Regions from separate parts of the Homo sapiens genome. Here region 2 is linked to region 1. A link is a contact called in ENCODE Hi-C or POLR2A ChIA-PET data. All regions are on one chromosome and are shown on one strand. Each heading gives the region's core, a stretch centred on a gene start or an enhancer-like site at or near the end of the contact. The rest is flanking DNA. Distances are from core to core; before and after follow the strand shown. Region 1 holds the start of STX8 (syntaxin 8). Region 2 overlaps STX8 (syntaxin 8).

What was found. Hi-C counts contacts between places; a loop is a spot of excess contacts on that map. ChIA-PET counts read pairs that join two places held with the same protein, here RNA polymerase II (POLR2A). Pooled maps may share reads with other maps.
Region 2: a pooled map shows a loop between it and region 1 (3-fold over the local background). The contact joins the enhancer-like site here to the promoter of STX8 in region 1. A Hi-C loop is called at or near these places in 3 of 50 pooled maps. POLR2A ChIA-PET finds 5 or more read pairs at or near these places in 2 of 52 experiments (GM12878 and H1).

Annotation. Positions count from the first base shown.
Region 1 is chr17:9,574,042-9,578,537 of GRCh38, reverse strand. STX8 (syntaxin 8) reads left to right here and starts at 2,718. Exons shown (of 8, transcript NM_004853.3): 1 at 2,718-2,746. The coding sequence starts at 2,730. CFAP52 (cilia and flagella associated protein 52) reads right to left here and starts at 1,896. Exons shown (of 14, transcript NM_145054.5): 1 at 1,773-1,896. The coding sequence starts at 1,842. RefSeq lists enhancers at 1,634-1,763, 2,556-2,735.
Region 2 is chr17:9,453,750-9,458,245 of GRCh38, reverse strand. All of the region lies in intron 6 of STX8 (syntaxin 8), which reads left to right. Among named protein-coding and RNA genes, the nearest start is that of STX8, 120 kb to the left of the region's middle. Within about 2 kb of position 1,783, at least 3 of the 41 ENCODE cell types and tissues checked have a DNase peak (open chromatin) inside an H3K27ac peak, as active enhancers do.

The DNA of each region.
Region 1 (4,496 bases), core at 1,469-3,968:
AAGGTTTTTCTTTTTCTCTGGCAGCTAAACAAGCACTTATCTTGAGATAAGCAATATGAAAACAACTGCAACCTGTCCAGTTCATAGGCACTTACTAACTGAAGCCCTGTTCAACCCGCCATAAGAACAATTTTGATTGGACAACAGAGTGATTTCAGTAATGTTCTCCTGGCAAGAAGACCACTCACCACGGACTACCTCTGGCCAGTTTACTGAGGCTTCCCACTTAACGTGCCGTCATGTCCTGAAAAGGCCTTTTGACATATAGGACCTAATTGTAATACATTTAAATGTTAGGTCTCCATCCCAAGGTGAATATGAGTGATATATTACATCAATGTTTGTTCAATACACATGTGTTGGGACCACCTTCATGAGTATTCATAGCTCCTCCTATAACCTGTTGAATATGTATGTTTGTTTGTTTATTTATTTATTTATTTTTTGAGACGGAGTCTCGCTCTGTCCCCCAGGCTGGAGTGCAGTGGCGTGACCTTGGCTCACTGCAACCTCTGCCTCCCAAGTTCAAGTGATTCTCCTCCCTCAGCCTCTCAAGTAGCTGGGATTACAGGCACCTACCACCACGCCCGGATAATTTTTGTATTTTTAGTATAGATGGGATTTCACCATGTTGGACAGGATGGTCTCGAACTCCTGACCTCAGGTGATCTACCTGCCTTGGCCTCCCAAAGCGCTGGGATTACAGGCATGAGCCACTGCCCCCGGCCTCAGTTGCAGAGTTCTATGTGTGTGGTTCTACATTGGCTCAACAAGTGACATTATGCAACCCACTGTAGGCTGCTCAATTGTTTCTCAATGATCTTGTAACCAACTCTCAAGATATCTGATATCCGAAATGTATAAAGCACTCACTTTCTATTGGAGACTGTTAAAGTTAAACCAAGAGTCAAGAGCTAAGTCCTAGAGTATGCTTAAAACTTTAGACAGTGATTGTTCTGCATCCACATTCTTAAAGCTTTCAGGCATCACAACACACATTTTTGAAAAGTTTTGCTTCTCCTAAAATCTAATTCATTGTTTTCTCATCCCTCAAAAAACCAAAACCCCTCAAAACGAACAATAAAACCCCACAGCTTTTTCTTCCCAGAATCTTCAAAACAATAGGCAGTCACAAATAAGATTTCAGCGGAGCGGCCCAGTCCCTTTTTCTCTCCGCTTTAGCTCCCCCTGGCGTCCCCTTCCCCTTCTGTCCTGGTCTGAAATCCTCATCATTTAGAAACCTTCCTTAGGATTAGAGGACCAACAACATCCCCTCAGGGGGTTGCTCAAACACACGTTCCCTCCCAGCCCTTTCTCACTGGTACGCCAGTTGGGATTTTAGCAGATTTCCTAGCTGGTCCCAGGGGCCGACACAGACAGCATCCTTCTGTGTGGTTACGAAGGAGCCTAGGGCTTTGCGAGCGGCGTGGGGTTCAGAGCCAGGAAGGGCTGACCTAGTGGGAGAAGGGTTACAACCACCCGTACTCATCCGGCCCGCCTGGGGAAGAGGCATTTGGTCCCTTTTAGGTGCTGGCGCTTGTCCGAGCTGGTAAAAACCATCTCACTCCCTGAGGCTTGGATCGAGGAAGTGACTCTCCAAGGCCTTGGGGCAGGTCAGGCTGTGCGGGTCCTCCTGTGCGTGTCCCTGGCCAGGGCTCCTGCCGTTGTCCCACACTGCCTTTCAGGTGTCCCCGGTGTCTCACTATTCCTGTTTGCACTACACGTCCTCCGAATTCCTAAACCAGCCAGCCCAAAGATGCTGGAGGCCTCACCATTGAAGCCGATCACGGCGTCAAGTTCCAGCTCCGCCACTTGGGCCTCCGGCGAAATTTTGTTATCCATCCTTGGGAGGTTCTGATTACTTTGCTCTCCTCCCTAGTGGCTGCAGCGTCTTCTGGTCGTTATGGTAACGGACGAGCGCATGCGCTCCAGCTCCACGCCCGCGCAGAAACCCAGCCTGCCGAGTTCGAGTTCATTAGCATTCTTGGAAATGAAGGGGTATGGGGACTGGAAGAGAGATGGGGTGGGACTCCTCTTCTTTTTTTTTGTGCTATTTCTCTGGAAATTTAGGGGATGGCACTAACTGCGCAGAACTAATTCCTCCATCCCCTTGTGTAGAGTCTGTGACTTCTTAGTAACTCTAAAATCAAGCACCGAATGAATGGCATTTAAAAAATATGTAATCAGGCGTACAGGACTGATAGGAAGGCTGCTATAAAAAATATATATAATTGATACTTCTTTGGGCCCCTGTTTGGAGCAGTGTGAAAAAAATTTTAAAGATTTTTTAAAAAGCGTTGAGGTATAATTTACATATCATAAAGTTAACTTAAAGTAGGTTGTAGTGAGTTTACGCAGCGTGCAAGTCTCACCGCAATCTAGTGTTTTGTTTATTGTTTTGTTTTTGAAGCAGGATAAATTTTTAAGTAACTGCTACAGAGAGGTCTTGCAGCGCTCCCACCTTCCTGGGAAAATGCTTTGTTTCTATTTAACAATTTTAACTGAGCTTAGCAGTTCGCGTCTCTTGGTGGGAGTAGATTGCTCCAGTGTACTGTCCGCAGGGGAGCGCTTTGCTTTCTCTGATTATAGTTCTGAGGCCCTAGCTACTCACTTTGCAAACTCCAGGCTCCGGTCGCGCACGGGACGAACTGCGGGGAGTGAGCCGCGCGGGCCGCCGTAGTCAGCTGCTAAGAGCAGGAAGAGTCCGAGCGGCGGGCGGAGTCTGCAGGATGGCACCGGACCCCTGGTGAGTCCCGGGTGAGGGCGGCGGTGCGTGGAGGGACCTTCGGGGAGGCCGGGCTTCCGGAGAGCAGGCAATCACTTCGCATTGCCGCTGGTGGCCTTTCGGGATGAGGGGAGGGGCAGCGAGACCTTTCCTTTACTGAGGGGGCTCAGCCACATCCCGCCACACTTGGTCCTTGCAAGGGTGGCCCGGGAAGGAGACCAGGTGGTCCGCTGGAGAGCTGAGGACTTACGCCAAATCTCTGAATATTCCTTTAGCTTTTCTGGGCTGCATCTCGTTGCGGGGATTTCCCGCCCATCCTGGTTTTGGAGCTAGCTGGCTGGTGCAGGCTTCCCTGGACTCCTATAAAAGTGAAGTCGAAATAACGTTTTTGTAGCATGTCAGTCCATCCCGGTAAACCCCCTTATTTCACAGGTGGAGAAACCGAGGTTCAGAATCCATGGCCACCAGCCAGTTAGTAACCAGCTGGGGCTAAGACCTAGATCTTGGGGGCCCTTCCAGATACAGGAACCTGGGAGGGAAATTGTGCACTTGTTTATAAGGCATTTTGCACTTTCTTGAGTTAATATCATGAAGTCTTTTCCTTTAGCAGTAGCTTCTGCAGTAAAACAATAGCTGATAAGGGTGATTTATTTAGCAGTTAATCCCAAGGACTGCATGATGAAAGATGCAACTTTTGATCCCAAGGAACATATTGTTTGATCCCAAGGAACGTATTGTTATTGAACATAGACTTGACCTTTCTGCTTAATAATTAAAAACATATTACAGCTCTATAACGTTCTTGTTGGAATATGTGTCTTATGTTGTTATTTCTAATATAGTTTATAATTGTTTAAGTTGCCCACATCCTGGATATTAGAAGAATGGATTCCAAGAACAAAGTTGAGTTACCTGGAATCTAGGTTATTTGGGCCAATTATTTAATTTAGCATTTACTTTTTTAAACCTAATTTTAGGCCGGACGCGGTGGTGGCTCACGCCTGTAATCCCAGTACTTTGGGAGGCCGAGGCAGGCAGATCACCTGAGGTCGGGAGGTCGAGACCAGCCTGACCAACATGGAGAAACCCCGTCTCTACTAAAAATACAAAATTAGCCGGGCATGGTAGTACATGCCTGTAATCCCAGCTACTCGGGAGACTGAGGCAGGAGAATCGCTTGAACCCGGGAGGTGTAGGTTGTGGTGAGCTGAGATCGTGCCATTGCACTCCAGCCTGGGCAACACGAGCGAAACTCCGTCTCAAAAAAAAATAAAAAACCCCAAAATCCCTAATTTTAACAGTTATATACACCCCTTGATAGAGAATATTCAATTTAGAGAATATTGAAAATTTGCAAAAAGGAAAATAAATAGCATCTTTAACTCTATAATTTGGAAATAGCCATTAATGATTTTTTTACAATGAATTTGTTATTTTAATCTATATTTTTATATATATATATAATATAAACAGCATTTCTCTATGTCATTGGACATTCTTTGAAAGCATAACTTTCTTTTCTTCTTTTTTTTTTTTTTGAGACGGAGTCTTGCTCTGTCTGTCACCCAGGCTGGAGTGCAATGGCGCGATCATGGCTCACTGCAACCTCCACCTCCTGGGCTTAAGCAACTCTCCTGCCTCAGCCTCTGGAGTAGCTGGGACTACAGGCGCACGCAGCCACGCCCAGCTAATTTTTTGTATTTTAGTAGAGACAGGGTTTTACCGTGTTGCCTAGGCTGATCTTGAACTCCTGAGCTCAGGCAATCTGCCC
Region 2 (4,496 bases), core at 534-3,033, 120 kb after region 1:
CCCAGGAGGCGGAGCTTGCAGTGAGCCAAGATGGCGCCACTGCACTCCAGCCTGGACGACAGAGCGAGACTCCATCTCAAAAAAATAAAATTAAAAGCCAGCATATTTACTCCTCCATATATAATAGTATATGCAGAGGTAACCATAACTAGAATACATAGTAAAATTCAAACGAGCCTTGGTTTTCTTAGCAAGATTGGTTTAAGTACTGGACCTTTAGTTATAAGTATTCTGTAAATAGTAACTTTCTGCCCTTCTTGGTATTTGCTACATTATAGTGAATATGATGGCTGACTCTCCAACATCCATTCCAAATTCTTATCCTATGCCAATCACAGTGAACCTATTCTCCTTGTCAAAAATTGGATTGATAATGGGCAGGTAACCCGTTTCAGCCAATTAAACATGAAGGAAAATCTGCTCTAGGGCCTCTGGCTAAAGTTTTCTTCCTAGAAAGAAAGAGACCAGAAAGAGGTGTCTCACCTTTTTTATTCCTCTACAAAGTATGTCTGGATGTGGCATCTGAAACTTCTCTAATTAGTACCTTATGATCATGAGAACAGCCAGCCTGAGGGCAAAGCCCTCATTGAGGCTGGAAGAGCACAGAGATTATGGTAGGCAGAATTATAGCCCCCACTAGAGATATCCATGTCCTAGGCTCTGTAATCTGAAGATGTGTTACTTTACGTGGCCAGAGACTTTGCAGATGTGCTAAGGAAGGGTATGGCCTTGAGATGGAGAGAGAGTTTTGGATTCTCTGATGGGCCCAGTGTAACCACCAGAGTTCTTAAATGTGGAAGAGGGAGCAAGAGAGTCAGTGTTAGAGTGATGTGATGTGAGAGACTCGAGCAGTCATTGCTGGCTTAGAAGATAGAAGGGGCCACAAGCCAAGGAGTGTGGGCAGCCCCTAGAAGCTGGAAAGGCAAGGAAATGGATTCTCCTGGAGCCTCCAGAAAGGAAGACAGCCTTTCTGACACGTTGATTTTAACCCACGGAGACCTACGTCAGACATCTGACCTCTGGACCTATAAGATGATAACTTTGTATTGTTTTAAGGCACTAGGTGTGTGGGAATTGGTTATAGCAGCAGTAGGAAACTAGTAACGAGATGGAAAGAATGATGGCTGCTTGATGACTTTGCAGAACCTCAGCATTAGCCAACTCTAGAGCAACCCTGCATTTCTTACCATGAGAGACACATTTCTGTGATGTTTAATCCAGTTCGAGTCTCATTTTCTGCTACTTGCAGCCACAGCTGTCCTAAGCAAGATGCATACGTACTTAGCAGAGTTCTGTGTCTAAGGCGGACTCTAAATGAGTGTTTGCTGAATAGTGAAAAAATGCAGGAGAAAAAAACCCCAGAATCCACATCTAAAGAAGCAGGGCTGTTTTCCGATTCATAGTAAGTGTAATAACTTAGAACTTTTTTTTTGTTTTTTAAAAATAAAAGACACAAAAGATGTTTGGAAAGATGGATAAATTATTTGAATGCTGAGATGGCCTAGAACTTCAGCAGGTGCACTTTCAAATTGCCAGATTCATTTCCTATAGTGACCTCCAGGCATTCAGAGTCTCTTTTCTGAAATAACATTTCAGCAGATTCTGTGAACATGCCAAGAAGTGATTATTTTTACAAATCCAGATGATTTCCTAATTTAGGATGGCTCAAGCAGAGGAAGAAATGAAGGGAAACATAGACTCTTTTTCCATCTCCACAGAGTGGGAACAGCCCTGGTACTGGCTTGAAGCAAATGTTGCTGACAACTATGAAAGTGGTTATCACCGGACAGCTGTTCAGTGGCCTCAGTGAACTCAGCTGGAGGCCCAGCCCAGTTTCAGATCAGAGAGGCCAAAGATCAAATGGTGTTTCATTTGGTTTCCATGCCTTTTCTTCACTGCCTCTGGGTTTCAAATTAGTTTTTGTAATTTCTGTTCCAAAGACTGTCCTGAGACCCACAAGACTCGCTTCATCTGCCACCCCCCAAATACACTTGCTTAGCCTCACTTCCTCCCTCTCCTCCCTTTCACCAGCAAATGGGTTTTTTTAAAAAGTAATTCATTTCCGTGGGAAAATAGGAATTCTCTTATCATGACACCCAGCCCCTACCCATCTAGTGAGGGCCTTCTCTGAGGGTGGCGTATTTAAAAGCTTAACAGCCCTGATAGTTAGGATTCCTCCCAGGATCTGAATCCTGGGTGAAACACAGTTGGATCGTCAGGTTAGGGAGGGAGGGTGTGCTGGGAGAGTAAATTGTGCCCCCAGATCCCAGATGAGGATGAGCTGTACACTGCAGATGGGTTTGTTGATATGCCTTTGCATATGAGAAATGGTCAGAATCCTAATTAGACTTATTGGTTGCGTACCTCCCCCTTATAGTAGCAAGTTGTAAAGTTTTAGAAATAATTTTCAGAGACTCTTGGCTGGAAGACTGTTACAGAGTTAGCCCACTTTGTGAATAATATTGTATGTACTGTCTGCAGAGGACATTGACTGTTGCTGAAGTGTCTGTATTCCTGTCCATATTTTAAGTTTCTCCTTTTCTTCCCTTCCTGATACCATAGTCAAAATCTTACTGTTTTTATTCAGTTTTTTAAAAATTCTTATTGCATTGTAATATTTTCATTTGTGCTTTTTTTTACACCAAGATACCAAAATATTTTCCTTGCTGTGCCTTTTCTTGTAGCCACCAAAGCCTTCACTATTTTTCTTTTATTTTGTTTTGTTTTTATTTATTGATTGATTTTTGAGACAGAGTCTCGCTCTGTCGCCCAGGCTGGAGTGCAGTGGCGTGATCTCGGCTCACTGCAACCTCCGCCTCCTGGGTTCAAGCGATTTTCCTGCCTCAGTGTCCCGAGTAGCTGGGATTACAGGCGCGTGCCACCATGCCTGGCTAATTTTTTTGTATTTTTAGTAGAGACGGGGTTTCACCGTGTTAGGCAGGATGGTTTCAATCTCCTGACCTCATGATCCGCCCACCTCGGCCTCCCAAATTGCTAGGATTACAGGCGTGAGCCACCGCACCCAGCCTTGTTTTGTTTTTTAAGAGACAGGGTCTTGCTCTGTCACCCAGGCTGGAGTGCAATGGTGTCATCATGGCTTACTGCAACCTCAAGCAATCCTCCCACCTGAGCCTTCCAAGTAGTTGGGACTACAAGTGCACACCACCACACCTGGCTAATTTTTTAATTTTTTGTAGAGACGGGGTTTTGCTGTCTTGCCCAGGCTGGTCTCAAACTCCTGACCTCAAGTGATGCTCCCGCCTTGACCTTCCAAAGCGCTGGGATTACAGGCATGAGCCACTGTGCCCACTTTAAACTGTTTAATCTACTGTTGTAAAAACATTGTACCTGAATATATTCCTGAGTGTAAGATAATTTTTTTTGTCTCCAAAGAGGATGATCCATCCTCTGCCCCCTAGAACAGTTTCTTTCCCAAATCAATAGTTCCCCCTTATATGTGGTTTCGCTTTCTGTGGTTTCAGTTACCCATGGTCTGCTGCAGTCCCAATATATTAAATGGAAAATAGCAGGAAAAACAATTCATAAGTTTTTTTGTTTTTTTTTTTTTGAGACAGTCTCGCTCTGTCGCCCAGGCTGGAGTGCAGTGGCGCGATCTTGGCTCACTGCAAGCTCCGCCTCCCGGGTTTGCGCCATTCTCCTGCCTCAGCCTCCCGAGTAGCTGGGACTATAGGCGCCTGCCACCAGGCCTGGCTAATTTTTTGTATTTTTTTAGTAGAGATGGGGTTTCACTGTGTTAGCCAGGATGGTCTCGATCTCCTGACCTCGTGATCTGCCCGCCTCGGCCTCCCAGAGTGCTGGGATTACAGGCGTGAGCCACCGCGCCCGGCCAGCCCGGCCCATAAGTTTTAAATTATGCCCTGTTCTAAGTAGCATGATGAAATCTCATGCCATCCTGCTCTGTTCCACCTGGGACACGAATCATCCCTGTGTCCAGCATCTCCATGCCATACGTGCTCCCGGCCTACGAGTCATTTGGTAGCCCTCTTGGTTATCAGATTGAGAAAGGGTTTGGTACTATCTGAGGTTTCAGGCATCCACTGGGGACCTTAGAATGTATCCCTGAGGACAAGCGGGGACTACTGTGTATACTTTTAGGACTATAGCTGAAATAATCAAATATGATATTCAATTTATTTAATGATGTATATATAATGTAGAAAACATATTTAGAATATAGTCATTCCACTTTAACTTTATGACATAGTTTCTTATAAACGCTTCCTTTGCACCAGTGTCTGAAGCCATGTGAGAGCGGTTTCCCAGAGCCTCGCCTTCCCTCTTCTTCAATTGCCATCCATGCTTCCCCATCCAGACTGGTGACTTTTACAGACTCTTACCCATAAGTCCCCTTAGGAGAGCAAGAGACTCATGGCACAATTTATTTATTAACTCAACACATAGTTATTAAAAATCCTCCATAAGAAAGACAAGTAGCCAGGTACGGTGGCTCACACCTGTAATCCCAGCACTTTTAG